2 separate regions of the Homo sapiens genome follow, and region 1 is linked to region 2. The links are chromatin loops, found by intact Hi-C in ENCODE. Cell type or tissue: CD14-positive monocyte. All regions are shown on one strand. Each heading gives the region's core, and the rest is flanking DNA. Links, peaks and the distances in the headings are about the cores only.

The links. A loop is a pair of places that touch in the nucleus more often than their neighbours do. Peaks named below come from ENCODE experiments on the same cell type or tissue, not always from the same donor. Only the 100,000 strongest peaks of a DNase experiment are listed, where the experiment ranks them.
Region 1: a loop joins it to region 2, with 2.1 times the contacts of the local background. A loop is called at or near these places in 3 of 110 quality-filtered maps.

Annotation. Positions count from the first base shown.
Region 1 is chr1:245,235,691-245,251,746 of GRCh38, reverse strand. The region is part of intron 2 of KIF26B (kinesin family member 26B); the gene reads right to left. Among named protein-coding and RNA genes, the nearest start is that of KIF26B-AS1, 9.2 kb to the right of the region's middle. In CD14-positive monocyte, for the core only: no CTCF peak of the experiment used is centred there; no DNase peak of the experiment used is centred there; H3K27me3 peaks cover 7,481 bases.
Region 2 is chr1:245,282,360-245,298,415 of GRCh38, reverse strand. All of the region lies in intron 2 of KIF26B (kinesin family member 26B), which reads right to left. It also overlaps the pseudogene DNAJC19P8. Among named protein-coding and RNA genes, the nearest start is that of KIF26B-AS1, 56 kb to the right of the region's middle. In CD14-positive monocyte, for the core only: no CTCF peak of the experiment used is centred there; a DNase peak (open chromatin) is centred at 5,605; H3K27me3 peaks cover 4,593 bases.

The sequences.
Region 1 (16,056 bases), core at 4,969-12,968, 49 kb after region 2:
ATAGATAACACAAACAGGAGAACTTGGTATGCCAGAGGAAGCATCACAAATCCATGAGGATATGATAGACCATTCAATAAACAGTGCAGAAACAACTGGCTACTTCTATGCCAAAAATGATAAATGAGATTCATATCTTTTACCAGTCACAAAAATAACCTCCAGTTAGGTTACAGTCTTAAATACAAAAAGGAATGTGTTAAAATTATTAGAGAAAGATATAAGGAGCTACCTTTATGAATGGGGTAGGCAAGGATTTTTTTGCATGATATTAAAATTATAAAGCGTTGAAAAAGACAGATATTACTGCTGGATGAGCAAAAGACAATATAAACACAGATTAGGAGAAGATATTTGAAATGAACATAACCGTGCAGAGAAAAGTTAAAATTAGAAAGTTAGAAGACCTGCCTGCAAGGTTGACTCTTGGCTGGCATCTGAGAACTTAAGATTTCAGGAGGGTTCCTACCATTCCTAGAACTGGTAAGAGTGACTCACTGTGCCTAAATATTTGTACAAATAGTGTGGTTTATGCTAAACACCTGCTTACCTTCTGAGAATCTGGAATTTGGGTACAGGCAAGGCAGAGAGGTTGCCTATATAACCAGCCCCCAACAAAAACCTTGGTCCCTAAGTCTCTAATGAGCTTTCCTGGTAGACACACTTCACACCTGTTGTCATAATGTGATGCTGGGGAAACGAAGTGTGTCCTATGTGACTGGAGAAGACTCTTGGAAGCTTGCACGTGGTTTCCTCTGGACTCCACCCTCTGTGCCTTTTCCCCTGGCTAATTTTGCTTTATATCTTTTTACTGTAATAAGTCTTTGCTGTGAGTAGGACTATAGGCTGAGCCTCTTGAGCAACCTAGTGAGTTACTGAGCCTAGAAGTGGTCTTGGGAACCCCCAATACGATAACAAAAGATTTACATTCAAATATCCTAAAATTCAATTACAATAATGGACACAAATAAGACAATACAATGAGAAAAAACACGGGCAAAGAAAATGAATAGGCAATTCTTAAAAGAGAAAACTCCCATGGTCAATAAAACTATGAAAAGATGTTCCATCTCAAAACAAGAAAACATCGTTTTATCCTCATCTGAGGATGGCAGGATTTTAGAATCTGAAAATATGGAATGGTAGTGAGATTTGCAGAGAAGCCATTTTGGAGAACAAACTGGCAACATCTAGTTAAGCTGAAGACTATGTATGTGTCCTGTGAGCCAGCACATTACATGACCAAGACAGGTATGAAGAGTTACTTGCACAAGTTTATTATAGCACCGCTTGTAACAGTGTCCATCACAGGAAGAAAAGCTAAGTAAATCAAGGTACAGTCATTCATCAGAAAGTTATACCACAGTTCAAATAAACCAAATGGATAGATAAATCTTGAAACTGTCAAGTTCTCAACTGATATGTGGAGCATCTTACCATATTAAATAATTTTAAAGCATACAAAATATACGGTATTGTACTTTACTATATATAATACGCCTACCTACAAAGAGATGTAGGTACCCATAAAAGTATGTAGGAGGCTAATTTTGGTTATCTCTAAGGAAAAAGAAAGTGCAACAGGATGGAAAGAAGAGGGAAATAAGAAGCCTTCGACAATAATGTTTCTATTAAAAAACACATCTGAAGAAAGTATGTCAACATGCTAAATATGCATGAAAGCTACACGGATCATGTTATATTATTTCCTATAGATTTAAATTTTTTAATATGTTTCATAATTTTTAAAATTTGATAGATATTTGGAGGATAATTTTTAACACAGATATTAAGTGGGAAAATAGGATTTCTTCTGTCTCGTGGTATAACAATTTATAGATAATCTAGGTAAGGTTGCCTTCAGATCAAATGTTAATATTATTCTAACCTGTCCTGGACAAACTCCAAAACAAAGCAATGCTTCCCAGATCAGTTCTGTGCATTCAGTATCCAAAATAAATTGCATTTTGATGCAGTGGCTCACGCCTGTAATCCCAACACTCTGGGAGGCCTAGGAAGGTAGATCACTTGAGCTCAGGAGTTCCAGACCAGCCTGGCCACCATGGTGAAACCCCATCTCTACTAAAAATACAAAAGTTAGCCAGGCGTGGTGGTGGGCACCTGTAGTCCCAGCTACTAGGGAGGCTGAGGCAGGATAATTAACCCGGGAAGTGGAGGTTGCAGTGAGCCAAGATCATGCCATTGCACTCCGGCCTAGGCGACAAGGTGAGACTCAAAAAAAAAAAAAAAAAAAAAATAGATTAACACATATGCACAAACAAGGGAGCCGACACAATGTCAATTGTTGTGAAACAGGAATTCTGTTTGGCCATTAAAACTCATCTTGTGGCTGGGCGCGGTGCCTCACACTTGTAATCCCAGCACTTTGGGAAGCCAAGGCGGGCGGATCACAAGGTCAGAAGATCGAGACCATCCCAGCTAACACAGTGAAACCCTGTCTCTTCTAAAAAATATACAAAAAATTAGCCAGGCATGGTGGCACACACCTGTAATCCCAGCTACTCAGGAGGCGCTTGAACCTGGGAGGTAGAGGTTGCAGTGAGCCGAGATCATGCCACTGCTCTCCAGCCTGGGCGAAAGAGCAAGACTCCATCTCAAAAATAAACCAAAAACAAACAAACACACAAAAATCACCTTGCTCCACCTGTTATAGACAGCTGCCACATTACCTCCTCTAACACTGCTTCACTTGCCCCCTGCCTTACTCAGCTAAAGCGAACTCACTTTCTTTGTTCTTATTTCAAACCTCTCTCTAAAAAGGCAACCTGCAGGAGTTTCTCCAGAGATATAAAATCTCCATGAAGGCTCCTTCAATACACAAGACAACAGAACATATTAAGTATATTCACATCCCACTGACTGGTTTCCACTCGGAGGTACAGACTGATTTACACTTGATTTCCTCGATCCATCATTTTCTGGCTATTTCCATAGGAGAATATATGTCAGAGATATTGGCAAACATCTCAGATGGAAAAGAAGAAATAAACTCACAAATCAAGTTCAGTTTAAACTACCGTGGGGATAATCACGTGTTCGCTTAAAGAGAGATTTTACGAGGAGGTTTAACCATAAAAGCGACAAAGTGTTATCGGAGCCTGCTGTGAAGAGCACGTGGGCTCATTACGATTTAGTTCTTGGCGTCAACAATCTTCATCACAGCAGAGCATGCAAAAGCAAGAGAGTGTCTGTGACCATGATTAATAGTTAGTGGATTTGGTGAGGATTGTTCCCAAGTTCAGGAAGTAACCAGAGTTCAGTCTCTGGCCAAACCTGTGTATCTTCATACAGGAAATGCTGTTCTAGGACAGTTACGGAAGCAGAATGCAACTCTGGAGGAGTGTGAGAAATCTAGAAGGTAAGCGTGCCTTCTCACGGGCAGGCGGAGGCATGCCAGGCGCCCTCAGTGATGCCGTGCTGAACGCTGGCTCTCAGTCCTCTGACGGCAGCTCCCTGCAAAAAGTCCTTCCACTGTCCAGACAGCGTTCCAGCTAATACTGCTGAAGTTCCCAAGTAGGTCGCCGTGTCTTTCTCAATGTGCTCAGTTATTTTGGGGTATAAAAGTATACTACCAGCATTTTTATCACACCGAGGGAAAAAAAAAAAGCAATGCATCTTAGCTGTAAGGCTCAGACTCACCCAGGCTGTTGAGCATAATGAAGCCATTTGGATGTGCACGGCCGTGTTGGCACTGTTGGTGCTGTGACTGATAGAAGTAGTTTTCCCTCATCTTCCCTTATCACCCAGTGAGACTGAGGACCGGAACCAGGGCTAACACGGGCTCTGGTGAGCTGAGGGCATCTGCTGCAACACTTCCCTGCAGAGAAGTTCAGAAAGGTACAGAGAGCAAAAGAAAAAATGGCCAGGATTTCTGCAGAATGTCACGATAAAATAGTGGTTGAGGCCACGAGGCTCCTCTCTGTTCCCTCTTCTCCAAACAGATGACTTAATTGTTCTGGGGCAAGGCCTGCCTTCTAGTTTAAGAGATGGCTGATAGTTCTTCAACATGTCTTCATGATTTTCCTAATACACCCAAAATCTAGTTTCCAGCCTTCAGGACCCTGCAAGTCTGCTCTGCATCCCTCGGGCCCACTTCCTCTTACTTCCATAAACAAGCTCGCTCCAGCGACAGCCCAGGGCTGCCACGCCATCGTGCCCTGCTTCTCGGGCAGAATGTCAGCCTCTTCTCTTCGTTAGCACGTCCTGCCTCAAACATTCACCAATTTTCTATTCCTCCAAGCATCTCAAATTTTATTTTTATTTTTTTTAAGATGCAGTCTCGCTCTGTCGCCCAGGCTGGGGTACATTGGCAGGATCTCGGCTGATTGCCACCTTCCCTGCCCAGGTTCAAGCGATTCTCCTGCCTCAGCCTCCCGAGTAGCTGGGATTATAGGTGAGCACCACCACGCCCAGCTAATTTTTTTTTTTTTTTTTTTTAGTAGAGATGAGATTTCACTATGTTGGTCAGGCTGGTCTCAAACTCCTGACCTCAAGTGATCCACCGGCCTTGGCCTCCCAAAGTGCTGGGATTACAGGCACGAGCCACCATGCCCAGCCAAAATTTTAAATATTAAAAAAAGAAAAGAAATCCTAAGCAGCCACAGTGGCAGGCACTGTTAAGAACACAGAAAACTAAGTGATTTACACTCTGAACAATCTGTCTAGATCTTTACCCTCTGGCCCCTCTGCACTTACAATCTACATCAGTGTCAATGTGGTGACATGTTGCTTTTTTAAGTTTGTGTGTGTGTGTGTCTGTGTCTGTGTGTGTGTGTGTGTCTGTATCTGTGTGTGTCTGTGTCTGTGTGTGTCTGTGTCTGTGTGTGTGTGTCTGTGTGTGTGTGTGTGTGTGTGTGTGTTCTGCCCTTACAAGCAAGCCTTTCAGGGCCCATCTATATATATTATAATGTCTCCAAAGAACCCAGTACACAGCTCTGCATACGCTGGAATTCCTTTGTCTTCTAACCAAAGAAAAGAGCCCAGATTTTTGTCTTAGGATGACTTGAAATTCACGATATTTAACAACTCTGTGGCATGGGCATCAATCAGAATGGATTCCTCAATGACTATGGGAGTGGGTGTGTGGGTGTCTGTCTTCCTACCAGAATATAAACCAGCTGGAGTGCTGAGCAGAGCCCTGGAGACCCACTGTGGGGTCAGGTGCCAACGCTTTCATTGCTGATTTGTGGGGAGGTCCCAGAGATCCCAGAGGCAGGGCCTGGGTGGTGGGGAGACTGGGACTCAGAGCAGCAGCTCTTGACCAACACGTGTGGCAGTGTCTCAATATTTTAACAGGTGGTGAGTGGTGTGGCCACCTGTATGTGTACCAGCTAAATATTCACCTTGCTGTTGATGCTGCTGAAGACGAGGATGATGAAGACAACAGCATTGCTCATCCCCAGACAGATCAATGATTCCGAAGAGCAGAGCGTTGGCTCAGGGGGCTCCACCTAAAAAGTGGAACTTTCTGAAAGGGGTTCTTTTCAAGAAGGACATTTGAAGAGGCAAAAATTCCAGGGCTGTATTTTTAAGTCCTTTATTCGGCTGTAAATCTTAAGTCCACCCACAGTTGATCAAGAAAGCCACACAAAGTTACTCTGCAAACCTTTCTTTTTTTTTTTTTTTTTCTTTTTTGAGACGGAGTCTCGCTCTGTCGCCCAGGCTGGAGTGCAGTGGCACGATCTCGGCTCATGGCAAGCTCCGCCTCCCAGGTTCAAGCGATTCTCCTGCCTCAGCCTCCTGAGTAGCTGGGACTACAAGCATCTGCCATCATGCCTGGCTAATTTTTTTTTTTTTTTTTGAGACGGAGTCTTACTCTGTCACCCAGGCTGGACTGTAGTAGTGTGATCTCGGCTCACTGCAATCTCCGCCTCTTGGGTTCAAGCAATTCTCTGCCTCAGCCTCCTGAATAGCTGGGATTGCAGGCACCCGCCACCACGCCCGGCTTTTTTGTATTTTTAGTAAAGACAGTTTCACCATCTTGGCCAGGTTGGTATTGAACTCCTGACCTCGTGATCCACCCGCCTCGGCCTCCCAAAGTGCCGGGGTTACAGGCATGAGCCACCGCACCCAGCAATTTTTTTTGTTGTTGTATTTTTGTAGAGATGGGGTTTCACCATGTTGGCCAGGCTGGTCTTGAACTGCTGACTTCAGGTGATCTGCCTACCTTGGCCTCCCAAAGTGCTGAGATTAGAGGCGTGAGCCACTGCGCCCGGCCGCTCTGCAAACCTTTGAAAGGTCTGCAGTCTAGACTGAGCCAGGTGTGTAAATAAAGCCCTACCCTCTGCTGAGAACCATTAACACATGTTCCAGGAAACTGAAATCTGACCAGGCATCACCCCATTCAGAAAGGGCAACAGCAAGACTCGGCATTCTCAAACTCCCCATCTTGGGACTCAGCCGAGGGGTGACAGCAGTCTGCACCATCGAGGGCTTTGATCATCAGTAGACCACCTGGTGGCTATCTCAGAGAGACAAACAGGCAGATTAGGCATCAGGGACAAAGGCCAGATCGCTCAGACAGACACCAGGCAAAGCCATGGACAGCTCTGACATCTGCAGACCCTCAGACCTTCCATTCAGATCCCGTCTGCTAAACAGGCAACTGCCTCCATCAAGTTCTTTTTTCTTCTGAGTGTTTCATCAGCCCACCGAGGCTCACAGGCTCCCTGCATGGAGTTCTACAGCTTTCAGACAGAAAAGAAACAACGAACCTCAGGACTGTGGTGACTGGAAATTCTTGAGCGTTTAAAACATTTCATCCTCTTTTCAGCCGATTTCACCCTTCTGACTTGTGATCTGGATAAACTGACTGCCATCATGAGCAGTCATGATGATAATCTCTGAATAAAGTAGAAGGGACTTAGAAGAACAGAAGGAATCGTTCATAGGAATAACAGGAGGACTAGGAAGTATCCAAGTCCAAAGCAGTTCTGTGTGTGTGTGTGTGTGTGTGTGTGTGTGTGTGTGAGTGTGCGTGTCTGTGTGTTCCTTCTCACAAACGTTTTCAGATAGTTTGAAGTCTGGTTACAAGGAACACCTAAGACAACAGTATGAAGAGAGAGGACAGAGAAGACGGGTGTCACATTGGAAGTCAGGGGAGGGGAGGGTCTCTTGCCATTTCATGAGTCTTCCTCTGTGTTCCATGACGTAAATGTCCCCCTCATTTTCTGGGCCTGGCTCCCTCTAGAACTCGACTAAGTACAATAAAATTGGTCTACAGCAAAAGTCTTTCCCAACTGCAGCTGAAGCTTAGAGTGCCATCCCATAGTCACAGAACTTTAAAAGCAAAATACTCACCCTTTCACGGATTTTACCCACCCACTACATATCATGACAATATGCAAGACGTCATTCCATATTTCCCAAGAAGAGACTCTGACGTATCTTGGATTGTCTTTCAGAGTAATGGAACAAATGGGCTTTTAGAAGAACATATAGAATGATATTTAGAAAAAAATATAAAAGGAGGCCAGGTACAGTGGCTCACTCCTACAATCCCAGCACTTTGGGAGGCTAAGGTGGAAAGATTGCTTGAGGCCAGGAGTTCGAGATCAGCCTGGGTAACATAGCAAGACCCAATCTCTACAAAAAATAAATAAATAAATAAAAATTAGCCAGGCATGATGGTGCATGCCTGTAGTCCTAGCTACTCAACAGGACAAGAGGCCGAGGCAAGAGGATTGCTTGAGTGAGGAGCTGGAGACTGCAGTGAGCCATGATCACACCACTGTATTCCAACCTGGACATCAGAGTGAGACCCTGTCTCAAAAGTCAAAAAAGGGAAAAATAAAAAATAGAAGGCTATAGAAAGGGTATCTTTCTTTTCCTTTCCTTTCCTTTCCTTTCTTTCTTTTTCTTCTTTTTTATTTTTACAAGACAGAGTCTCACTCTGTTGCCCAGGCTAGAGTGCAGTGGCATGATCTCGGCCCACTGCAACCTCCACCTCCCAGGTTCAAGCGATTCTCCTGCCTCAGCCTCCCGAGTAACTGGGACTACAGGCGTGTGCCACCATGCCTGGCTAATTTTTTTTTGTATTTTTATTACAGATGGAGTTTGTATTTCTTAGATAAACCACTCAAAAAGCATAAGCAATACAGAAGAATGGGGGTAAATTTGGCTTTATTGAAGTTAAAACTTTTGTTTAAAAAGACTCTTTAAACACTGTGAAAAGACCAACCACAGACTGGGAGGAGAAACACGTTATGCACATAGCCAACAAAAGATCCTTTTATGTATGTGTGTATATATATATGTGTGTGTGTGTGTGTGTGTGTGTATATATATATATGTATGTATATATATAGAATCCATACCCTACATCAGTAGGGACAACATATGCATCAAATGGAAAAATGGGCAAAGGATGTGAACATTTAGGTCATGGAAGGGGAAACACAACTGGCATTTGCAAAGATGGTCAATCTCACCAGGAACCAGGGAGATGCTCGTTAAAACAATGAGATAGCACTTCTCACCCATGTGATTGGCAAATATTTAAAGTTTGATAAAGACAAGTATTGGCAAGGGAGAAACAGGATGGGCATGTCCAACTGGAACAGCCACTTTGGAGAGCAATTTGGTGATAAGTTGTAAAGTTGAAGACATGTACAACTTATGACTTGACAGTTTACCTCCTCTCTCCTCTGAATATATCAGAGAACTTCCATGTAGGTGCAAAAGAATACATATGCAAGAATGCACACAGCAGCACTGTAGGTAACTGAGGGAAAAATCCGAAATGTCCATCCATAGGAGAAGTAAATAAACCACATATGGCTGGGCGCGGTGGCTCATGCCTGTAATCCCAGCACTTTGGGAGGCCAAGGCGGGCAGATCATGATGTCAGGAGTTCGAGACCAGCCTGAGCAACATGGTGAAACCCCGTCTCTGCTAAAAATACAAAAATTAGCCAGTTGTGGTGGTGCGTGCCTGTAATCCCAGCTACTCAGGAGGCTGAGGCAGGAGAATCACTTGAACCCGGGAGACAGAGGATGCAGTGAGCCGAGATCACGCCACTCCACTCCAGCCTGGGCGACAGAGCAAGATTCCATCTCAAACAAACAAACAAACAAACAAAAAACCACATATATATACAATGGAACACCATGCAGCTGCTAATACTATACATGTGTCAACTTGAATAAATTTCAAAAACATCATATTGAGTGAAAAGGCCAATTGCTGGTCATGCACAATATATAATTTACATACAACTTTTTATTAGTCCAATACAATGTATGTGTTTAGATTTCTTAGGTAGAATATCTAGCTCAAATGAGAACACCATACATGGGCTAGTTAACACAAGGGTAGACATTATCCTTTGCAAGGAAGGAGACCAGGAGTGGGAAAGGGCACCCTGAGCGCCTCAGCTAAATCTTTATTGTTTCATTCTTTAAAATAAAACGAGATTTGAAGTACATACGGCATAGCAGTAAGATCTGATAACGCTAATGCCGGACATTCAATATGTTCCCTATTTTGGGGGGGGAAGGCATAGAGACAGGGTCTCGCTGTGTAGCCCAGGCTGGTCTCAAACTCCTGGCCTCAAGAGATCCTCCAGCCATGGCCTCCCAAAGCACTGGGATTATGTTATTCTCTATTCTTATCTATGTGTTTGAAATATTTAAAAATAACGTGAGCTTTGAGATGCTATTTTAAATCTAACAGTCAGGCATTTTTCTCTTTTGTTTCCCAGGCAAAGACAGACATTCCAGGCAGAGGAAATAGTGTGATGAAAAGCACAGAGGATCTAGAAGGCGTGAGAATTTCAAGGAATGACAACGCCTGCATCTCGAATGGCTGGAGATGAGGCTGGGTGAGTCAGGAATGAGCCTTGAAGGCCACCTGAGAAATGGGGACTGAGCTCATACCACAGGCTAAGGGGATCCACCAGGGCCGAGTCCCCAAAGCAAGCACCTTCCAGACCTTCCAGAGGCTGCACCCAGTGCTCCCGCTGCCGCTGTGAAGCACTGCCCACAGGAGGGAGCGGGCAGCCAGCTGGGGCTGCCATGGGCCCTGGACGGGGCTGTGTCCGCCGCCATAGCAGCTGTTCCCGTGGACCTCCAGCTGTCCACAGGATGACACAGGTGGACACAGCGTGAGTCACTGTCTCCTGAGGCCATTGGGCTGCAAGGAAAGGGCAGGTTTGGGCCAGCTTTTAAGAAGGCCCTCGACTGTGACCTGTAAGGCACCTGGGAGCCCTTCTCCCACTTTGGGGGTCCTGGGATTCTGCTGCTGCTGCTTCCTCCCATGCTCTGAACACAGCAGTGCCAGCTGGTGCCCAGCTCCAAGTTCCACCTCTTCTCCTACTTAGAACCAGACCACCACGGACAGCCAACCTCCAGCCAGCAGGCTCTGGAGAAGCCGATCCAGCTGCCTCCCTCTGGCCAAATGAGGATCTAAAACCCACCGGCCGCTTTTCCTCTGTCGGGGCACCCTCTGGCTTCGTGGTCTTCCTCTGGCTCTGGCCATCCTGGTCATTCCACCTTCACTTCACAGATTAGGTCCCTGCTAATCTCTGGGAATGACACCTCTAAATCCTTCAGAGCTGCACTCAGGAAATTCCGACATTTACTGGTAACGGGAAGAAACTGCTCACTACCGATGATTTTCCTGACAGGTGTATTCTGACCCAATAAACAGCTGCTTAATAAGGCTTGGCAATACTCTGTTTCCCAATCCCCAGGCCCTGTGAGACCCAAGAGTAGGAAAAGGTGGAGATCCATGATCCCTGGGCGGGGACTCTGGGGGCAGGGACCTTGGGCCGGGCCAGAGTCCTTTATCTTTGAGCTCAGGGCACAGAGGAAGCAAGTTTCTTTCCACCTCATTCTCCAAGTCACTTCAGGCTCTCTGCCAGGCTGGTTCTGACCTTCCTCCAGCCTCCCTGAGCCACCTGGCCCACAGCCTCCAGCCTCCCTCTGGCAGGTCCCTGTAGCCTTCCAGCTCCCTCCCACAGCGGCATCTCCTGCCTCTCCCAGCTTCCCTAAATGTATTGTTGCTTTTCTGATATGGCTATATCTCACTAAAACTTCCCTTGTTGCTCTTCTCTGCTGTCTCCCCTCCAGCCCTAACAGAGCTTTTGGTAAAAATGTTAATATATCACGAGCCCCCTCCTACCTTTTTGAAATTTTCCCTAGAAGGAAAAAGATTAAATATAATCTCACGAGAGTCTGAGGGCAGTGGTATTTCTCCACATTCTATACACACTCGTATGTCTGTACATGTATGTGTATATGCAGCTTCCTCTAAACGAACCGAAAATGCAGGACTTTAAAATTCCAGGACTTATGAAATGGAAAACAAATTCTACAAACCCAAAGTTACAATTTTCAGACATTTCCACACTGAGGTATATACACTAAGGTGCGACTGATCAACCCAACTCTACAAATTACAGCAACTATGCCCTGCCTTCCCCTCCCCTAAGAAGAGAAAAATAAAGCGAATGTGGCCATGGAAGCGGCGAAAGTGGACTCAGGAAGTCGTTAGGCACCAGAATAACCCCTAGGGATGCAGAAAGACCACGTGGTTTTCACGGGAAATGACTCTCTTTTTTTTTGAGACAGAGTCTCACTCTGTTGCCCAGGCTGGAAGCACGATCTCGGCTGACTGCAACCTCCGCCTCCCGGGTTCAAGCAGTTCTCATGCCTCAGCCTCCTGAGTAACTGGGACTACAGGTGTGCGCCATGACACTCGGCTAATCTTTGTATTTTTAATAGAGTTTCTCCATGTTTCCCAGGCTGGTCTCAAACTCCTGACCTCAAGTGATCCGCCCGCCTCGGCCTCCCAAAGGGCTGGGATTACAGGCGTGAGTGACCACACCCGGCCGGAAAGTGACTCTTTATATAGTAAAATAAAAATACACTGTCAGGAAAGACAACTTTTGGAAGGAAAAACACTAAAACATTCAGAAAATCATTTTACTGGTCAGGACACAATGGCTCATGCCTGTAATCCCAGCACTCTGGGAGGCCAGATCACCTGAGGTCAGGAGTTTGAGACCAGCCTGGCCAACATAGTGAAAACCCGTCTCTACTAAAAATACAAAAAATTAGCCAGGCGTGGTGGCGGGCACCTGTAATCCCAGCTACTATGGAGGCCAAAGCAGAAGAATTGCTTGAACCTAGGAGGCAGAGGTTGCAGTGAGCTGAGATCACGCCACTGCACTCCAGCCTGGGCGACAGAGAGAGACTCTGTCTAAAACAACAATGAAAACCCAAACAAAAGAAAATCATTTTACTAACCATAATCCTAGTCAATGAATCAAAAATGTGTTCTTCACCTATTAATGGCATTAAGTTTTTGATAAAAATTGATGCAAAGAAAGAATTCGCTTTCTAGTAAATCATTAAAACGTAGCTCTTCTGGAAAGTGAATCAGATGGTCATTTTTATTGGCTCATGACCTGTTTTATTGGCCTCATGTCAATATCTGCTTCTTCGCCTTGTGCAACATCATCATTTTCTGCGGGACTGCAGCCTGATATCTGCACGGATGACGGAAGAACATGGAGGCATTCTCTGGAGGACGCGTTAACTCCTGCCCATGTCCATCTTCCACTAAATGTCCTGGGCCTCCCACTACACAGGCCATTCTGAGAGGGGAAGTAAAATGAATGGGCTGGGAGAAGGACAGCGACGTGAGGCAGAAAATACAACTCTTGCAGTAGATGGTGGAAAACGAAATTAGACGTAAGAAACCACGTCTCCATATCAAGAGCTCCTCAAAGTCGGGTCTACAGAGAGTTTGCTACCAACACCCAGAAGGAAGTGTAGAAATTGAGACTAAGCATTTAGAATTTTTTGCAGCAATATGTATAATTTTAGATCAATTGGGGTTTTTTTGTTTTGTTTTGTTTTTTGAGACAGTTTTGCTCTTGTCACCCAGGCTGGAGTGCAGTGGCACCAACTCAGCTCACTGCAACCTCCGCCTCCCAGGTTCAAGCAATTCTCCTGCCTCAGCCTCCCGAGTAGCTGAGATTACAGGCGCCTGCCACTACACCCAGCTAAATTTTTGTATTTTTAGTAGAGATGGGGTTTTGCCATGTTGGGCAGGCTGGTCTCAAACTCCTGACCTCAAGTGATCCACCCGTCTCTGCCTCCCAAAGTGCTGGGATTACAGGTGTGAGCCACCATGCCCAGCCCAATTGTTCTGAGTAATAAAAAAAATTGAGGACTTTTTAATGTCTTTTGGGTTTGGGATTTTTTTCCATTTTTCTATTCATTTTTATTGTCTTTGATGGATAGGTTGATCTGCAACACGATATGGAAAATTTGAAAACTGGTCCTTCATCAAATACAGTTTGAGAAGCACTGCTCTATATCACTCTCCTATGTTTAAAAAGATCAGAGTTTTGTGATTCTCAAATGACAATATTCTTTTTTTTAGATGAGATGAAGTTTCTGTCACGCAGGCTGGAGCACAGTGGTGCGATCTCGGCTCACTGCAACCTCTGCCTCTTGGGTTCAAGTGATTCTTGTGCCTCAGCCTCCTGAGTAGTTGGGATTACATGTGCCTGCCACCATGCCCAGCTAATTTTTGTATTTTTTTTAGTAGAGATGGGGTCTCACCATGTTGGTCAGTCTGGTCTTGAACTCCTGACCTCAGGTGATCTGCCTGCCTTGGCCTCCCAAAGTGCTGGGATTACGGGCATGAGCCAGCATGCCTGGCCAAATAACAACTTTTTTTTTTTTTTTGAGACAGGGTCTTGCTCTGTTGCCCAGGTTGGAGTGCAGTAGTGCAATCATGGCTCACCACAGCCTCGACCTCCGGGGCTCAAGTGATCCTCCCATCTCAGCCTCCCAAGTAGCTGGGACCACAGGCACATGTCACCACGCCTGATTAATTTTTACTTATTTACTTAGCAGAGATGAGGTCTCACTATGTTGCCCAGGCTGGCTCTGAACTCCTGAGCTCAAGCAACCTTCACGCCTTGGCCTCCCAAAGTGCTGGGATTACAGGTGTGGAACACTGCACCCAGCTACAATATTCTTATTTGAACAAAAATTTGCAGACTCCCTGTATTAATCCAAACAAATACAGTCTGTACAAAAGACAGTGTTGCCAGTAAAGAATGGAAGGAAATGTGTGTGTTTCCGAAAGGCTGAAAGTAGTAAACTGGGAGCTCCCATAAAGGCTTTTTTGCCATGATGCTCATAGACCCCCTGGGCCCCGGCTGCAGCATCACCATCCACCAGGGTACGGTTTTGCTAAGCAAGGGAAGCAGGCCTTACCACGGCTGGGTGATCACAGGGACCATCACCCACCCAAGGCTTCCTGGGTGCTGGAGGAGCACTTTCCCGTTACAAAAACTCCATCCAGATGGCTTCCAGGAGCCAACAGTGCCTTGAAATGGGTGGCAGGAGGGCAGACCAGCTAACAGAGAAATAAGATGATGCCATATGTCCAGAGAGAAGGGAGGTTAAACATTCACATCTGCTCTAAGTCGTAGTCTAAGGATGGACTTTAGAGTTGCGTGGTATGAGACAGAGCTGTAAGTTACATCTGTCTAGCCCTCATTTAGCAAAGGACACGCCACCAGGGGCAATGGGCAAGAATGGGAGGAAGAAAGAAGGGAAGAAGTAGAAAGAGGGAGCAGAGGACAGAGGAAGAAAGAGAGATAACCAGCCAGCCAGTGTGCTGCTGAAGACACCACGATCTTCATTGCAGACAAATTCTGCTACGTTGTGAGCCTTAGAAGCATTTGTGATCACACGGACCAGAGACTCAGTCCCAGATCGGCCTTAAGTAATTTCAGACAAGTCACTTTACTTCTCTGTGCCTTATGTTTCCATCTACAAAATGAAGGTGTTGGGCTATGTGGTCTCATTCATTTATTCAAGCAACACACACTGATTAGGCACCTACTGCATGCCACCCATGGTGTTCTGCCCTGGGGATACAGCAGCGAGCAAATCCCAGCCCCCACGGGGCTCACGGCCACACACACTCAGTATTCCTTTCCCCTAGCATTGGCATTCTCAGATTCCGCATCATGTATTTTTATTTCTACACTCCATTGTTTTCAGGTTTAGACATTCTTACCAAAAATAGGAAAGGACAAGGAAAAATCAAGTCGCATGCATTATAAAATTTGCTTCAAGAAAATACAACATACCAAACTTCAACCTTATAAAACAAATTTTATTCATAGCATTGCTAACATTATAGGTTTATAAGAAATTCACTTAAAGGTTCTTTTAAATAATAAAAATCCTATAGTTCACATATTAATAATTATAATATTGATTGTCAATTACGTCCCAGGAACTATGCTAAGCCATTTTATACGCAATATCCTTTAACTTTCACAATAAATCTATGATGGAGGCAACATTTATTCCCATTTTAGAGTTGAAGACGTTGAGGCTGAATGAGGTTAAAACTAACTTGCCCAAAGCCCATGGCTGGTAAATGATAGAACCAAGACATGAACTTGGCACTTACATGCTTAACTTTCTTACCTGTATACACCTTGGTCATTAAAACATAAGTGATGCCAGAGGCTCACTCACGCCTGTAATCCCAACATTTTGGGAGGCCGAAGCAGGCAGACTACAAGGTCAGGAGTTCGAGACCAGCCTGACCAGCATGGTGAAACCCCGTCTCGACTAAAAATAGAAAAATTAGCCAGGCATGGTGGCGCACACCTGTAGTCCCAGCTACTCGGGAAGCTGGGGCAGGAGAATCACTTGACCCCAGGAGGTGGAGGTTGCAGTGAGCCAAGATGGTGCCACTGCCCTCCAGCCTGGGTGACAGAGCGAGACTCTGTCTCAAAAAAAAAAAAAAAAATAAGTGATGCAGTGTGTACAAGCAGCTTATAGTGGTGGGGTGTTTTGGGAAGGCGATAAGCACTGTTTATTCTAACTACTCAAAAACTTATGCAAATGACAAACCCGGTATTTCACTCTCATGTCTTAAAATTGTACACACTGTTCCTGCTTAGCACACTGACTATTATTTCAGGAGCTTCAGACTTTACTCCAGTTTTCTGTGGACTTTTCCTTTCTATCTATATTCTGAACCCTTATT
Region 2 (16,056 bases), core at 2,586-10,585:
CTTTTGTGTTTAGCTTATTTCACTTGGCATAATGTCTTCAAGGTTCATGTTACCGCTATAGCACGTATCTTTCATTCTTTCTCCACGCTGAAGAATATGCCATTGTATGCATAGACCACATTTTGTTTATCTCTTCATCCATCAATGGACTCTAGAAACTAATATTTGTATAGTATGAGCCTACTCGTAGTGAATGAAGGTAAAATTTCCTTATGAGTTAGAACATTAGGGCTGGGCGCGGTGGCTCATGCCTGTCATCCCAGCACTTTGGGAGGCTGAGGCAGGCAGATCACCTGAGGTCAGGAGTTTGAGACCAGCCTGGCCAACATGGTGAGAGCCCGTCTCTACTAAAAATACAAAAATCAGCTGGGTGTGGTGGTGGGAGCCTGTAATCCCAGCTACTTTGGAGGCTGAGGCAGGAGAATCACTTGAACCTGGGAGGTGGAGGTTGCAGTGAGCCAACATCACACCACTGCACTCCAGCCTGGGCAACAGAGCAAGACTCTGTCTCAAAAACAAACAAACAAACAAACAAACAAAAACTGATGCCCATCAGGCATCAGTCTTTCAGATTCACAAGCACACACAACATCTGCCACCATGGTGTCCCATCTCCAAGCCACGAGGCTATGGGTTCAGGGAGGACAGAAACCATGTCCTCATTTGACCCTAGTCCCACTCCCATCAACTAGCACAGTACAGAGTAAACCCATAAATGTTTGATAAAGGACTAAGTAATACATTTTTTCCTTAGGCAGAGCCTACTCCTTTTCTCTAAGTCCAATTATTTTCTAAAAAATCATAGTTTCTCAGAGGATATTTCCTCCAAAGAAAGGCTTTCAAAAGACAATTGTGACTCTAATTTTTCAAGGCAAAATTTATTGAATCAGCAAACCAGAAAGACAGTGTATGGCAGTAGAAAGAATAATAGACATGGAATCAGCAAAGACTCAAATCCCACCTCTGCCTTCCACTTGGCTGTGTGACCTTAGTTAAGTCACCTGGCCTCTCTGAATTTCAGTTTCATCATCTGTAAACATGGAAATAATAAAAATTGCTCTTTTTTATTTTTTGAGACAGAATCTCACTCTGTCACTCAGGCTGGAGTGCAGTGACGTGATCTCGGCTCATTGCAACCTCTACCTCCTGAGTTTGAGCGATTCTCCTGCCTCAGCCTCCCAAGTAGCTGGGATTACAGGTGTGTGCCACCACGACCGGCTAATTTTTGTATTTTTAGTAGAGATGGGGTTTCACCATGTTGGCCAGGCTGGTCTTGAACTCCTGACCTCTGGTGATCCACCCACCTTGGCCTCCCAAAGTGTTGGGATTACAGGCGTGAGCCACCATGCCTGGCCTTCACAGAGTTACTTTGAGAATCAAATAAAATCTCCAGAGCTGACAATTTATATTAACACAGTTCATACTATTAAGTTTGGGTAGGTCAGTTCTGCTTGCTTCAGCATATACACAGAAAAACAAGGCCTGTGTTGCTCTTAAGCGTGCTAGCTAAAAAGTCGGGACATAAATGAAATGATTCAAGAGTGCTTACAAGTTCTGTGTGGAAAAACTACAAAATGAAGTACAGTCCTGAGATGAGGCCAGAAAAAGAATTTTTGAAGAGCTGAATGTTGACTGAGCTCCCTAGGAAAATGGCGGGCATGAATCAGCAGGGAGCAGAGGGGATGGAATTCTAGACACATGATGGAAAGTTCATAAAGACGAGGACGTGGAAGCCAGTAGCTGGGCAGGGAAAAGTGAGGCCGACTTCGTGAGCAAGGATTTTGTTCCTAACATTCTGGGCATCCCATGGCGATGGGAAAGCAGGGGATCTGGAGTCTGAATCCCGCAGGGATGGTCCTTTGGCTGCACGTCCCCCACCCAGGACTGACCTTGGTGCACACTGTGCGGCTCCAAACCCACTTCCAGCAGCTGCCCGGTGGCACCTGTGTCGGGGCCCTTATATCCCCACTCAGATTACGACCCACATCTCTGAACTATTCTGCTTGCCTCTGGTTCTGAACACACTCCAATCTTGTAATCATGGAGATTCAGAATGTCTTATTAAGGGGTGTCAGCCAGTGAGATGGTTCTTCAGCACAGAACCTGTGAGAAGACAGACTTCAGTTAACACAGATATTAGTCACTTGCTCCTAAGTGGGGAATGCCATATGTAACACTGCGCACCCCTGTTCTCTGAATTTACCTTGGGTAAATATCCTAGCCCATAAGAAAAAAAAAAAGACAAAACGTGAAAGGTTGCTGAACCCTAAAACTTCCTTCCCCAAAGTCATAGGTCCTAGTAGCATGTACAACCCAATTCAATAAACTCTAAGCATTTTAGGCTGGCAAACAACCAGACTCTGAACATCTAATGAACGTCTGTCATGTGTTCAACATTACGCTAGATGCAGGAGGTACAAAGATGAATAATGGAGAGGCAGAGAAGTGTCCACATAAGTTCAAGTGTGAACCAGAGCTGTGTCAGGCCAACTCAAGTTCTAAACACAGTTTCACGCCCATTCAGGCCTCCTTATTCCTCAAGGCCATCAAGTCAAGGCAAATCCACCCAAGCCACCCTCAGAATGCAGCCCAAAGAGTTTCTCAGGCAAATCCAGCGTGCTCAGAACTAGTTGGAAGAATTTTTTCTAAATGGACTTACAGGATATCTTACTTCCAATTAGTTCTAGTCCATGAAAAGTAATATTTCCAGTAAGGACTTAAGAAAATAGTAAACAGAATCGTCATCTCTAATGTTCAAATGATCTCTTCCCAGTTCACTCTCGTCACCTCCTTCCTGGCTCACCATGTGTGCAAATGCGTCAACATCTCATGTGCTTTCAACACAGACTGAAAACGCCACTGAATGTGAAATCAAATGAGACCTTGAGAGGCAGGGATTATGATTTCATTCACTAAATGAACTGATGATATGGATGTGAGGACAGGAACCCATGATACGGACCCATGGGTAGAGTTCTCTGTGTCTTCCTTAAACTCGACCTTAGCCATCTGCCACTGCCCAGTTCAACCTTATTCTTCTAAGCCTGCGTCTGTATCACACAAATGACTAGTTGAGTCAAGCAGTCAACCGGTTCCATTTTGTGAAAAATCAATTAAAAAACTGACTGAATTGACCATTTGTTGAACTGAAGTATCAAAATAATTCAGCTAAAATTTTAAACCAATGGTGTGTGTAAACATTTCCCTAGGATGTATAAAGTTATATCGAATGTTTGAAAAGGGTTATTTTCTCTCCATCCCAAATAACAGGTTTTTTAAAAACATGTTTATGCTTCATTATTTATGTCTTGATTGGTGTCACATACTATACGGGCCCTAACTCTCTGCAATTTTCCCCATGAGTTGAAAGAGACTAGGATGTACTTTAGAAAATATGAGAGCAGTCAAAAACAGAAGCATCTGCAGAACTCAGCCTGGCTCCCTCAAGAACCCAGCCGGGCACAGTGGCTCACGCCTGTAATCCCAGCACTTTGGGAGGCCGAGGCAGGTGGATCACTTGAGATCAGGAGTTCGAGACCAGCCTGGCCAACATCGTGAAACCCCATCTCTACTAAAAATACAAAAATTAGCCAGGTCTGTTGGTGGGTGCCTGTAATCCCAGCTACTCGGGAAGCTGAGACAGGAGAATTGCTTGAACCCGGGAGGTGGAGGTTGCAGTGAGCCGAGATCATGCCCCTGCACTCCAGAAGCCTGGGTAACAGAGCGGGACTCTGTCTCAGGGAAAAAAAAGTAATAATAATAAGAACTAGTCTGAACCCTTTCCTGGTCTCCACTTCCAGAAATTCTCTTCTCTCTATTCCTAATACAGCTAGACCAAAAAAGAAATTCAACCATTTAGATAAAAAACCAAAAGCCTGCTACATACCTGGTTGAGTTTCACATTGTTCAAGGGTAGTCTTGTTAACTTTGACTCCTTAGGAAGACAAGTCAACTCATAAAGCAATTCAGAAAAAGGAAAGGAATTATTGTAAAATTTTGAAAGAAAAGCTATCCAACTCCTCCAAAGATGTAAGATGGGACTGCGCAGAGGAACCGTGGAAGGATTGTCCTGTATAGTTAGACCCTCATGCTTTGCTTCTTGCCTTGAGAACAGAATAAGAGAGGGAGGGGAGGGGAGAGGGGGAGACTTACCACAGATCCTCTCACTTTATGACTTGGAGGGAAATGAGAGCCTGGAGACCCCGTGGGAGGTTTCCAACACAACTGTGCCACCTTCCATTTCTATAGCTCCTTTCTCTGAAAAACCTCTAAGCGTTTTATGAACCTTGCCATAGACTCCGTGTACACAGCCCCTCAGGACACAACACAGGCCACCATCATGGTCTATATTCTTTAAAGGAAGAACTCAAAACAGTCAAACAGACTTATTTCTCACCCGGATTCTGCCCATGGAAAATCAGAGTTTTAACTTGCAAATTCAAAGACTTATTCATATTGATGCTTCTTCCAAGAAGACAAAGCAAAATGACTACATTCCATTTTATACATTTTCCTAAACAAAAAAATAAAAAGAAATCGGCTGGGTGCAGTAGCTCACGCCTGTAATCCCAGCACTTTGGGAGGCCGAGGCGGGCAGATCACCTGAGGTTGGAAGTTCAAGACCAGCTTGACCAAAATGGAGAAACCCCATGTCTACTAAAAATACAAAATTAGCCGGGCATGGTGGCACAAGCCTGTAATCCCAGCTACTCAGGAGGCTAAGGCAGGAGAATTGCTTGAACCCGGGAGGTGGAAGTTGCGGTGAGTGGAGATTGCGCCATTGCACTCCAGCCTAGGCAACAAGAGTGAAACTCCATCTCCAAAAAAAAAAAAAAAAGGAAAGAAAGAAATCTTCCTTCTTTAATGACCAGGCTTTTGCCCAAGAATCTCTTCACTACCAGGAGCCATCTGCTGTGAGGCTCAATTCTACCTTCAAAGACCTGGAAGCCACCAGGGCTGGGGGAATCAGATCTGGGCACTTTGTTCATTTGTGTCAGGAGCAGAGTCCACGCTGGTCATTTGTTCCCCATACCTGACCAAATCCATGCCCTGCAAGGGTCCAACCCCACAACATCTCCTGTGGCCGTCAACCACCCCCTCCTGCAGCATAGTGTCAATCCCAGTGTCATCATCTCTGCTGCCAGCTCCCCAGACTCAGCCATCACCAAAACAGACTGATCAGGACATTGCCAAGCAAAAACAAAACAAAAGAGACAAACCAAGTAGAAGACAGAGCGAAAACAAGGTTTTTCTTAGCCTTGGGGATAGGATTAGGAAAGATTAAACACACACACACATACACACACACAAGACTTGAGTCAAAAGCCTCTCTCAATTACATTTCTCAGATTTTATTATATTATCTTTGTGGCACAGTTATTAAACATTAAAGATAATGACTTCATTCTGTAAGTAACCTAATATTGAACATGATTGATAAGCAGACCTGGGCTTTGAAGAAAACTCTGAATGTTAAAATTCAGGAGCAGGGACGGCACCGAAGCAGTTTGGGCCACAAGGTTAATGAACTGTCAGCCAGAGGGTGGCTGCAGATGTTTCATTAGGAGGAAGCTGTGTTGTTATGACATTGCTTCTGTGACCCAGCGAGAACCGAGGGAAGGTGGAAAGGGAAATGGCCTAGCAGATACACATCTGGTTGACTCCACTGACAGTGATCTGCCAGCCACTTCCAGAATCATTCAGTGAAGTTAGAGAAATGCTGCCTGAAGATGCTCCCGGGAGACAGCGCCAGAAGGAAGGCCTCTGTGTCACACAGAAAACCAGATGCCTAAGGCAGTGAAAGGTGTTGCTGAGTTACCACATTTTTTAAATGACATCCAATGAAAAGGTAAAATAGTACCCAATGGGGGGAATATGGGCAAGGGGGAAGTAGAGGCAGGTGAAGCACCTGCTCTGAGATCCCGAGGAAAAGGAGCCGTGCACCATCCCCTCTAAAGTGAGCCACTAGCAAGGACCGTTTGAGGACTTACACGGCGACACTGAGCCCCTCTGCCGCCTTGCCAGCCAGCCAGCCCACATCAGAATGAATGGGGGTTGCACCACCGGGCAGCTGGCAGTGACGGTTCCCTCTCTTCCCCAGTGCACCAGCTTCCGGTGCCCCATGTGCACTCAAGGCTGAGAGGACAGTCTGGAACAGAGCTCAGAGGGTTTCGAAGACTGCACACTCAAGATTTGAACAAATACCATGACAAGGTTCTCAGTAACTTTAGTGCGAATTCGATGTCATCGGATTGCTTTCTTCCTCACACCCCGCTGGGTAGAGTGTTTTGATGGTGGAGAATGGAAGGAATTTCATGTCCAGCCTTGCACGCCTCTACATGTATTATCTATGCAGCCCAGGATGATTTTAAAAAGTAAATTGGGTCACCTCCCCTGTGTCTGTAACCCTTCAACAGCTTTCCAGTCATCTCTTGGGAAAGTGCCTTGGCTCACCCAGCCCCAGGAGACCCGGTCTGGCACACCTCTGCCATCCCTCACCCCTGAGCTGAAGCCATTCTGTCCTCTCCCAGTTTCCTGCACCAGGGCCCTTCTGCACACTCCCTCTCTCTGAAAAGTGCTCCACCGTACCGTCTCTGGGCCCCACACTGTCACCGCCACCTCCTCCATGGCGAGAACACCCCTTCCTACCCACCTCTTAGGTCGCAGCTTAAATGCCAGGTCCTCAACAAGGCAGGTCCCCTCTGTTACCTGTTTCTAGTCAAACATCCATTTCGTAGTTTCTAGTCAAACATCCATCTTTCCCAGTGGAGAACAGGAATCTGTCTTTCTTGCTCACTGCTGTGGTCCCGTCGGGTGTGGGGTCTAGTTTATACAAGATGCTCAGGAGAACAGTAGGTGTCCAGGATGTATCACCCATTGAATAGGAGGACCTGGGCGCTGACAGCCACACAAGGCCTGCATGCTTGGGTCACAAAGCAGTGGAGGGATCAGGGAATAGGAGATGGGGAAGGGCAGGGATTCAGAATGCAACCAAAGAGAAATTTTATCTTCTTTGGAAGACTTTCCAAGACTTGGGCTAAATCTAATACTTGTTGGACTCAAAGTAGTCAAGTGCTTTAGAGTACCTACACTATGCCAAGAATAATAGATTGTTTGCAAAAATGTCCTCAATTACTCTCCTCCACGTATCCCTGCCTCTTTAAAACCTATCTTTGCAGTTCCTCCTCTCAAAGAAGTCAGTTTTCCTTCCCTTTAAGTCAGGACTGGCTCTGTGACTTCTGCAGCCAAGAAAATACAGCAGAAGTGATGATGTGCCAGTTGAGCCTGGGCCTCAAGAGGTCATGCATACTTCTGCTCCCTTTCTTACAGCCCTGCCCAGTTGCCACTTGAAAAAGCCCAGGCTAGCCTTCTGGAAGATAAAAGATCACAGGGAAAAGAGACAACACCCCCAGCTGAGGCCTACTTAGAACACCCAGCACTCAACGGCCTGGAAGCTGACCACAGACACATGAGGGAGCCCAGCTGAAACCAGCACTGACCAGCTGGGCCAGCCTAAACTGCTAGTCTGCAGAATCATGGCTAAATAGCTGCTGTTTTAAGACACTAAGTTTTGCAGTGGTTTGTTATGCAGCAATAGATAACTGATACACCAAGTAGGGTTAGAGGCATTTGAACCAGAGCAACTCCATCTTGAATAGGAGCTGGGTAAAATGAGGCTGTGACCTGCTGGGCTGCATTCTTAATCACAGGATGAGACAGGAGGTTGGCACAAGATACAGGTCATAAACACCCTGCCGATAAAACAGGTTGCAGTAAAGAAGCCGGCCAAATCCTACCAAAACCAAGATGGCCACGAGAGTGACCTCTGGTCGTCCTCACTGCTACACTCCCACCAGCACCATGACAGTTTACAAATGCCATGGCAACATCAGGAAGTTACCCTACATGGTCTAAAAAGGGGAGGCATGAATAATCCACCCCTTGTTTAGCATATCATGAAAAAATAACCATAAAAGTGGGCAACCAGCAACCCTCGGTTCTGATCTGTCTGTGCAGTAGCCATACTTTTGTTTCTTTACTTCTCTAATAAACTTGCTTACACTTTATGGACTCATCTAGAATTCTTTCTTGCATAAGATCCAAGAACCCTCTCATGGAGTCTGGATCGGAACTCCTTTCCAGTGACAGTAGGTACTGAAAATGCAGACATGAGTAAGGTATACCTAGGTGAGACAGACACTACTTCCATTCATTCATTCATTCATTCATTCATTCATTCAATAAAGGTTTGATTAAGCACCTACTGAATGCTAGGCTCTGTATTAGATCCTGGAGATATAGAGGTGACAAGACACAGTGCCTGACCCCAAGTAAAAGAGGATATAGACAATAAATAGGCAATTCTAAAATAAAGTGGATGAAGTGCTAAGACGGGAATAAGGAAGCCTAACAGAGCTGGAGGAAGGATGGAGGGTAGGGTGGTTTGGGAGGGAGGGTATTTTGGGAAGACTTCTCAGAGAAAGTGATGTCTAAGCAGAGACCTAAAGGATGGTTTGCTTAGTCGGGAACAACAGAAAAGGTTTTTCTAAGCAGAGGGTTGCTACTTCAATCTGTACCATGTTCAGGCAAAAGGAGGATAACATGTATTGTTTCCATTACATTTCCTGATGTTGTTCCTCTCTTTGTTGGTCTTTTGAATGAACTGAGAAAACTCAGGAATAAACTCCCAACTCTCCTGCAGAAAAATTGGGAATCCTATCACCACATCAAAAGTTTCAATTGAACACACCTCCACCCCCAAAAAAGGAAAGAAATTCAGATGGATGAGAAAGGAAAATCCAGAGGCTCTGATTCTGTTGTTATTCAAGGGGAAAAAAGACTTCAAGACTTCATTGGAGCCACAAAGCCACAGTTTAAGTCAGCAATTTTCACCCTTGATGTCGCATACCACTCCTGATTACACCAATTAATTAAAGTGGGTGCATCTGGTTCCTTCTCATTTTCTGCTATCAGGCAAAGGGTAGCTAATAATAAATGTTTATTAGATGATTTTTTCAAGTCCATACACTTGCCGAGTCGAAAATCACAATAATAATAATTGCCTGGGGTAACAGAAGGTTCCACAATGCCTGGATTCCTATAGCATGCCGGTAATTTCTTTGATGATAGTCTTCTCTTCAATGACAGAAGATGCTTTCAAATCCCACCCTGTAACCACATTTACGACTAAATCAAAATTCTAATTTCATTATACTTTATAAAGAGTGTTGTCTGAGTTGATCAATCAGCTCTGGTGAAGATTCCAAAATTAATGGTGATGGAGAGAGAAACATTTTGTTACTGAGATACCTACTGTTAGTCATCAAATCTAACAGCCATTGGCTACAAACCAACCCGACTTCCTCTATATGTAAGTCATGCAGAAAAAGGTAGCATTAACTTCAGAAGCATTCAAATACAATGGAACCCATTATGTTAGCTGCCTGTGTCATAGGCATGGAAGGTTATTTAAAAAAAAACAAACAGTTGTGGCATTGTTTAGATTGACTTTCTTCTTCCCAGTAAAAACTCCCTTCCTTGAACTAGCAATAGTAAACTGAAAACAGGGTATTCAATTGCCATGAAGTCTTTTAGGGAAAAAGAAATATTTTAGGAAAAAAAAATCAAGACCTTTGGGTTATCCTTGTTTCTGTAATTATAGGGAGGTTATAAGAACTAATTCACAAACCTATGCATGGTATAGCTCTTCTTCCCCAAAACGTAACGGAACTAGACAAAAGTAGAATCAACTCATTTAGACTTAAGCCATTCGGAACCCCACCATCCATGCATTCTGTGATGCTGTCTCTCCGGGAGTCCTACTGGCCCAGCGGCCCACCACAGTCAGGCAAGACTTCATCCCTGATGGACCCCCAATCTTTACGGCATATGTTCCCATGTCCTTCTTCCACACGAGTGCCACCTTTTCCAGGGACATTTGCTCAATACTCTTTGGCATCAGCTATCATTTCTGGTTGGAAGTATGTTCCGGAGGCATTTAGAACTGATCGTTAAATGGGATGCTGCATTATCCTCAATCCATTTATGCTGTCCATTTTCCTGTCTTCTGTTGGTTGCTAAGGAGATTAGTGTGAAATGGGGTCCCTGTCCTAAGGGGTTAATCATTTTACACTGCTCACTCCCCACAGAAGTCATAATCTGCTGTGTGTGAAATCATGTTTAGTTGCTGTGAAAATGATTACGATGCTCCGAATGGAACATGATGGCCTCAGGTGGGAGATAAGTATTCAGAGCAGATGGACTCCGAGAAAATACAAAAGTTCTTCCAGGAATAATGCTCGCTCCGAAAGTAGAGTGGGATGAAGAGATGGTACAAACAATATGTAAGAAAATATGAAAAAAAATAATTTGGTATATGGAACTTGATTCTGCTGGTGGATTTCCCAGCTGTCTCCTTTTCTGTTCTTTTTTTTTTTAAGCCTATCATAGTACTCTTGGAGTACCTAAAAGATAATTATCAAAACCCAGAAGATGGTGGGAAAAATAAGTATGAAAGATGGAAAGGAGTTGTCACTTTTCAATGAAATTCCCAAGTTACTACTGAAGTTAGGAATTCCTTGCTCCCCTGTGGGCACGTGTCAGTAAAGAGATCAGGCCGGGCGCGGTGCCTCACGCCTGTAATCCCAGCACTTTGGGAGGTCAGGGCAGGCGGATCACCTGAGATCGGGAGTTTGAGACCAGCCTGATCAATATGGAGAAATCCCGTCTCTAATAAAAATACAAAATTAGCCGGGCGTGGTGACGCATGCCTGTAATCCCAGCTAATTGGAAGGCTGAGGCGGGAGCATCACTTGAACCCAGGAGGTGGCGGTTGCGGTGAGCCGAGATCGTGCCATTGCACTCCAGTCTGGGCAACAAGAGCGAAACTCCGCCACAGGAAAAAAAAAAAAAAAAAAAGAGAGAGAGAGATGAGACACACAGGGACCCTCAGATCAAAGGCTCTTAATAATTACACAATCCGACCAATAATTTGGAAGAAAAAAACGCATTTATATACTTTACAAAAAACTAGAAATAACTAAAACAATATGCAAACAGTGTCCAATTGTAAGACTCAAATTCTGCTTTTTAATGGCTTAAAGTAACAAACATTAACCAGTACACGAAATGAACCATATATGAATCCTTAAAAAAAAGTTTAATAAAAATGAAATGAAATCATTAAAAATATATACTGATCACCACAATGGAAAAATAGCCCCAGACCTGCAAATATTTCCTGTTATATGTGATAAACAGGTTTCTGAAAAGTTGTAAGAAAATTTTTTAAAAAATTTTGTTTTTTTTGAGACAGAGTCTTGCTGTGTTGCCCAGGCTGGAGTGCAGTGGCAAGATCTCGGCTCACTGCAACCTCCACCTCCTGGGTTCAAGCGATTCTCCTGTCTCTGCTTCTCGAGCAGCTGGGATTACAGGCACATGCCACCATAGCTGGCTAATTTTTTGTATTTTTAGTAGAGATGGGGTTTCACCATGTTGGCCAAGCTGGTCTCAGACTCCTGACCTCAAGTGATCTGCTTATCTCGGCCTCCCAAAGTGTTGGGATTACAGGCGTGAGCCACCGCACCCAGCCAAAATTTTCAAATTGCATGAAATTTTTAATGTTTTGGAAAAGTTTGCTACTTAAATTTACCTTGCACCAACTCCTTTTATAAAGTGAGGAATCTTTCATTAATTTATGAATAGCCACCACCTAATTTATCTTTCTTGTAAATATAACAAAAGATCTAGATGTCTTGAAAATAGAACAAGTTTGTATCCCATTGTTTTTCAGCACAATGAGGATATAGTTCTTCAGTGGCTTAAGAATCAATATTTAAAATGTGTGAGTTTGACACGTTTTATTGTTTTTATTTTTAGACAGGGTCTCACTCTGTCGCCCAGGCTAGAGTGCAGTGGTGCCATCTTGGCTCACTACAACCTCCGCCTCCCAGGTTCAAGCAATTCTCGTGCCTCGCCCAACTGGGTAGCTGGGATTACAGGTGTGCACAATCACACCTGGCTAATTTTTGTATTTTTAGTGGAGATGGGGTTTTGACATGTTGGCCAGGCTGGTCTCAAACCCCTGAACTCAGGTGATCCACCCAAAAGTGGATCTGGCCTCCCAAAGTGCTGAGATTACAGGCATGAGCCACCACACCCACCTGAGTTTGAGTTTTGTTTTACCTTGTCCTACCCATCCCGGCCACAGGTTATCCACAGGTACCCCCAGAGACCAGGTGACATCCTGACGTATGATGAGTAAGTTGTAAGAAACGATTCTCCCACAGGAACTCCTGTTCTCAGGAGCCCTACCCTGCCAAAGTAGCAAAGCTGGGGGAAGCAGTGAACCTCTTGAGTTGGCATTCTCCTGATGTTCTTTTTCTTTTCTTTTTTCTTTTCCTTTTTTTTTTTTTTTTTAGAGAGAGGGTCTTGCTCTGTCATCCAGGCTGGAGTGCAGTGGTGCCATATAGCTCACTGCAGCCTTGAAATCCTGGACTCAAGGAATCCTCCCACCTCAGCCTCCCAAGTAGCTGGGATTACAACTACGCACCACCACACCTGGCTAATTTTTATTTTTCATTTTTAAAAATTTTTTGGTAGTGATGGAGTCTTGCTTTGTTGCTTGCACGTGGAGCAGACTGAACCCAACCCACAGTGGGGCACCAGGCTGGTCTCAAACTCCTGGGCTCAAGTGATCCTCCCTCCTCGGCCTCCCAGAGTACTGGGATTACAGGCATGAGCCACTACCACACTTGGCCTTTTTTTTTTTTTTTTTCAATTTTAGGAAATATCTCATCTGGAATATCCCACCTGAGAGACTTCAGGAGTAGAGATGAACATACTTGAGTAATAAATCAAACCCTCAGGAAATGTAAACGTTTGAGAATGGAATTCAGTGAGCACAGATCCACAGCACTAGCAAGCAGAGGTAAAGGAAAGCAATTTCCCTGTGGCAAATTGAATTAATGATCAAGATTCTCTACCTGTATCTAGACCTTCTGCCATGTGACTTTGCCGCTCCTTCCACTAGAGGCAGAATATGTTTCCTATTGGACTGAGGACCACATGAGTGGCTCTAGCTAACGGAGCATGGGCAGAAAGGAAGTGCATCAGGTCTAGACCTTAGGAGGCATTGCATGTTTCTGCTCATGCATGTTTCTGCTAGGCACTCTTGGAATAAATTCTGCCACTGCCATGAGGAGAACATGCTCTATGGATCTGAGGAGGATGAGAGACGTGTGGAGCAGGCTGAACCCAGCCCACAGCGGGGCACCAAGCTGAGCTGAGCACAGCCTGGACCAGCAGACCCTAACTGACTCCCAGACACAAGAGCAAAAATAAATTATTGTTTTTGTTCGCTTGTTTGTTTGTTTTTTGAGACAGAGTTGCGCTCTTGTTGCCCAGGCTGGAGTGCAGTGGCACGATCTCTGCTCACCGCAACCTCCACCTCCCAGGTTCAAGTGATTCTTGTGCCTCAGCCTCCTGAGCAGCTGGGATTACAGGCATGCGCCACCACGCCCGGCTAATTTTGTATTTTTATTAGAGACGGGGTTTTCTCCATATTGGTCAGGCTGGTCTTGAACTCCCAACCTCAGGTGATCCGCCCGCCTCAGCCTCCCAAAGTGCTGGGATTACAGGCATGAGCCACTGCGCCCGGCCAAATTATTATTTTAAATCACTAAGTTTTGTGGTGACTTGTTACACCACATTAGGGCAAAAGATAACCAATATCTGGTATGCTATTTTATTGGTATTTGCTTTACATTTTTAGAAGTATAGGAATCTAAATGAGAGAACTCTACAAAAACTAGGATTCCCCAAAGGTCAACACACTCAGTGGGTTTACTCAAACAAAAACCTGCCCCACAGAAATGAACTGAGGATACAGGCCCCTCTCAGACTTTGTTCTGGGTGCAATAAATGAAATGAAGAAATGCCTGCCTGAGTTTAGGGCTGGAGTCAGAATTTACACCACCTGCGTTTTCAAAAAAACCCAAAATGTATTTGTAGGAGGCCTTGGGCTGGTAATAATACTCCAGGTATCTGGAGAAATAAAACCCCAGTCCTTTCTGGAAGAAGATCCTCAAAAATTCCCCAGAGATAAAATTATAAGGAATATGAATCCTAATTTTAAAATTACTGTAGCTAAATCAACACAGATACACCTTTTTAAAAGTAACATTTAGAAAATCAGTATGTTGAGAAAAATACATACTATATACCATTGATAAAAAGTTCAAAAGGAAGCACGACTAAGCAATACATTATTTAAATATTTAATATGTGGTTAAAAAACTACATTAATATCAAGGGGTTGATTGATACTAAATTCAGCACAGTGGTTGCCTCTGATGGGCTAGAGAGGGAAAGGAGGGATGAGGGAAGCCGCATTGCGTAGGGACTTCAAAAGTGCTGCTCATATTCTCAAGCTGCGGTGCGCAGCGGCTCACGCCTGTAATCCCAGCACTGTGGGAGGCCAAGGCAGGCAGATCACAAGGTCAGGAGTTCGAGACAAGCCTGGCCAATATGGTGAAACCCAGTCTCTACTAATAATACAAAAATTGCCCAGGCATGGTGGTGGGCACCTGTAGTCCCAGCTACTCCGGAGGCTGAGGCAGGAGAATCGCTTGAACCCAGCAGTCGGAAGTTGCAGTGAACCAAGATTGTGCCAGTGCACTCTAGCCTGGGCGACAGAGTGAGAGTCCGCCTCAAAAAAAAAAAAAAATTCTCAAGCTTGGTGGAGGGTAAATGGATGTTCTTTTTCACCACTATTCTTTAAACCTTATCTTTACACTACATATACTTTTTTGCACACAGGTTTTACAATAAAAGTAAACAAATAAAAGAGAGGCTGCACAGGTACCAGACTGCCTACAGCCCAAGTCTGAACAGTGTCACAGACCAATAACTCCCCAGAGCCAGCAAGGTTTTCCAGTGGTGACCTTCAGGTGACCTTCCTCTTTTCCAAGAGGGTAAAAAGAAAAAAACAGATGGTGAAAGGTACTCATCATGAATGGTTTAGGGGGCAACACTCTAAAAAGAAAGCATATGGGGTGTGAAGAACTGATGAGTCGGGGCTTGGGCGGATTGGGCTTGAGGTGGTTGGGCTTGCGCGGATTGGGCTCGCGGTGGGTGGGCTTAGGCAGATTGGGCTCGCGGTGGGTGGGCTTGGGCAGATTGGGCTTGCTGTCGGTGGACTTGTGCGGATTGAGCTTGCTGTCAGTGGCTGTGTTGCTCTCCGGTAAAGGCGTGTTGTTTTTGACAGTGACCTCTGGGCTGGGATGGTCCATGCTCCAGGTGGTGGCAGGGGGAGCCAGGCTGGAGCCATGGCTAGTAGGTGGTAGCAGCTGGACTCACCATTGTAGCTGTAGAATTTGCAGGCCATTAGGTGTTGCAAGCCATGAAGCACATGGAGCCTCAAGCAGAACAAGTTTTTCAAAGTCTACCAAAATCTGCCTTCGGTGGTGGCTACTACAGAGGTGGGTTTGAACCCAAAATGACAAAATGGGAAGCAGCATTAATACTCCATGTATGCCCGACTGCCAATAAGGGAAAATAATTGCTGCTCACAGACAAATTATGCTCTTTTTCTTTTTTTTTAAAGGAGCGGAGAGTTTAATAGGCAAGAAGGGGCAAGAAGGGAGAAGGAAGAAGCTCCCCTGTATAGAGACAGAGGGAGCGGGGGCTCCAAAGCGGAGACAGGGAAACCCACCTGCCCCAGATACCAGCTAGGTATACAGAGGCTGGAGGAGGCGATGTCTGATTTGCATAGGGCTTAGGGGATTGGTTTGATTGGGCATGTCATTGATGTAGCCCTGGAAAAAGCTGGCCCTCCCACCCTAGCCTTCTAATATGCAAATGCAGGACACATGATGTTCTACACACTTGGGGATACGTGGGGGCGGCCATGTTGCTAGGAACAGGTGGGGAAAGGCCAAGAAAGTGTGGGAATCGCCATGTTTGGGTGGACCCAGTTTCTAACGGCTTCCATTTGCATATCAAAGGTTGCCACCTGGCTCTAAGAGACTGGGCTTTACGAGAAACTTTTCCGGAGAT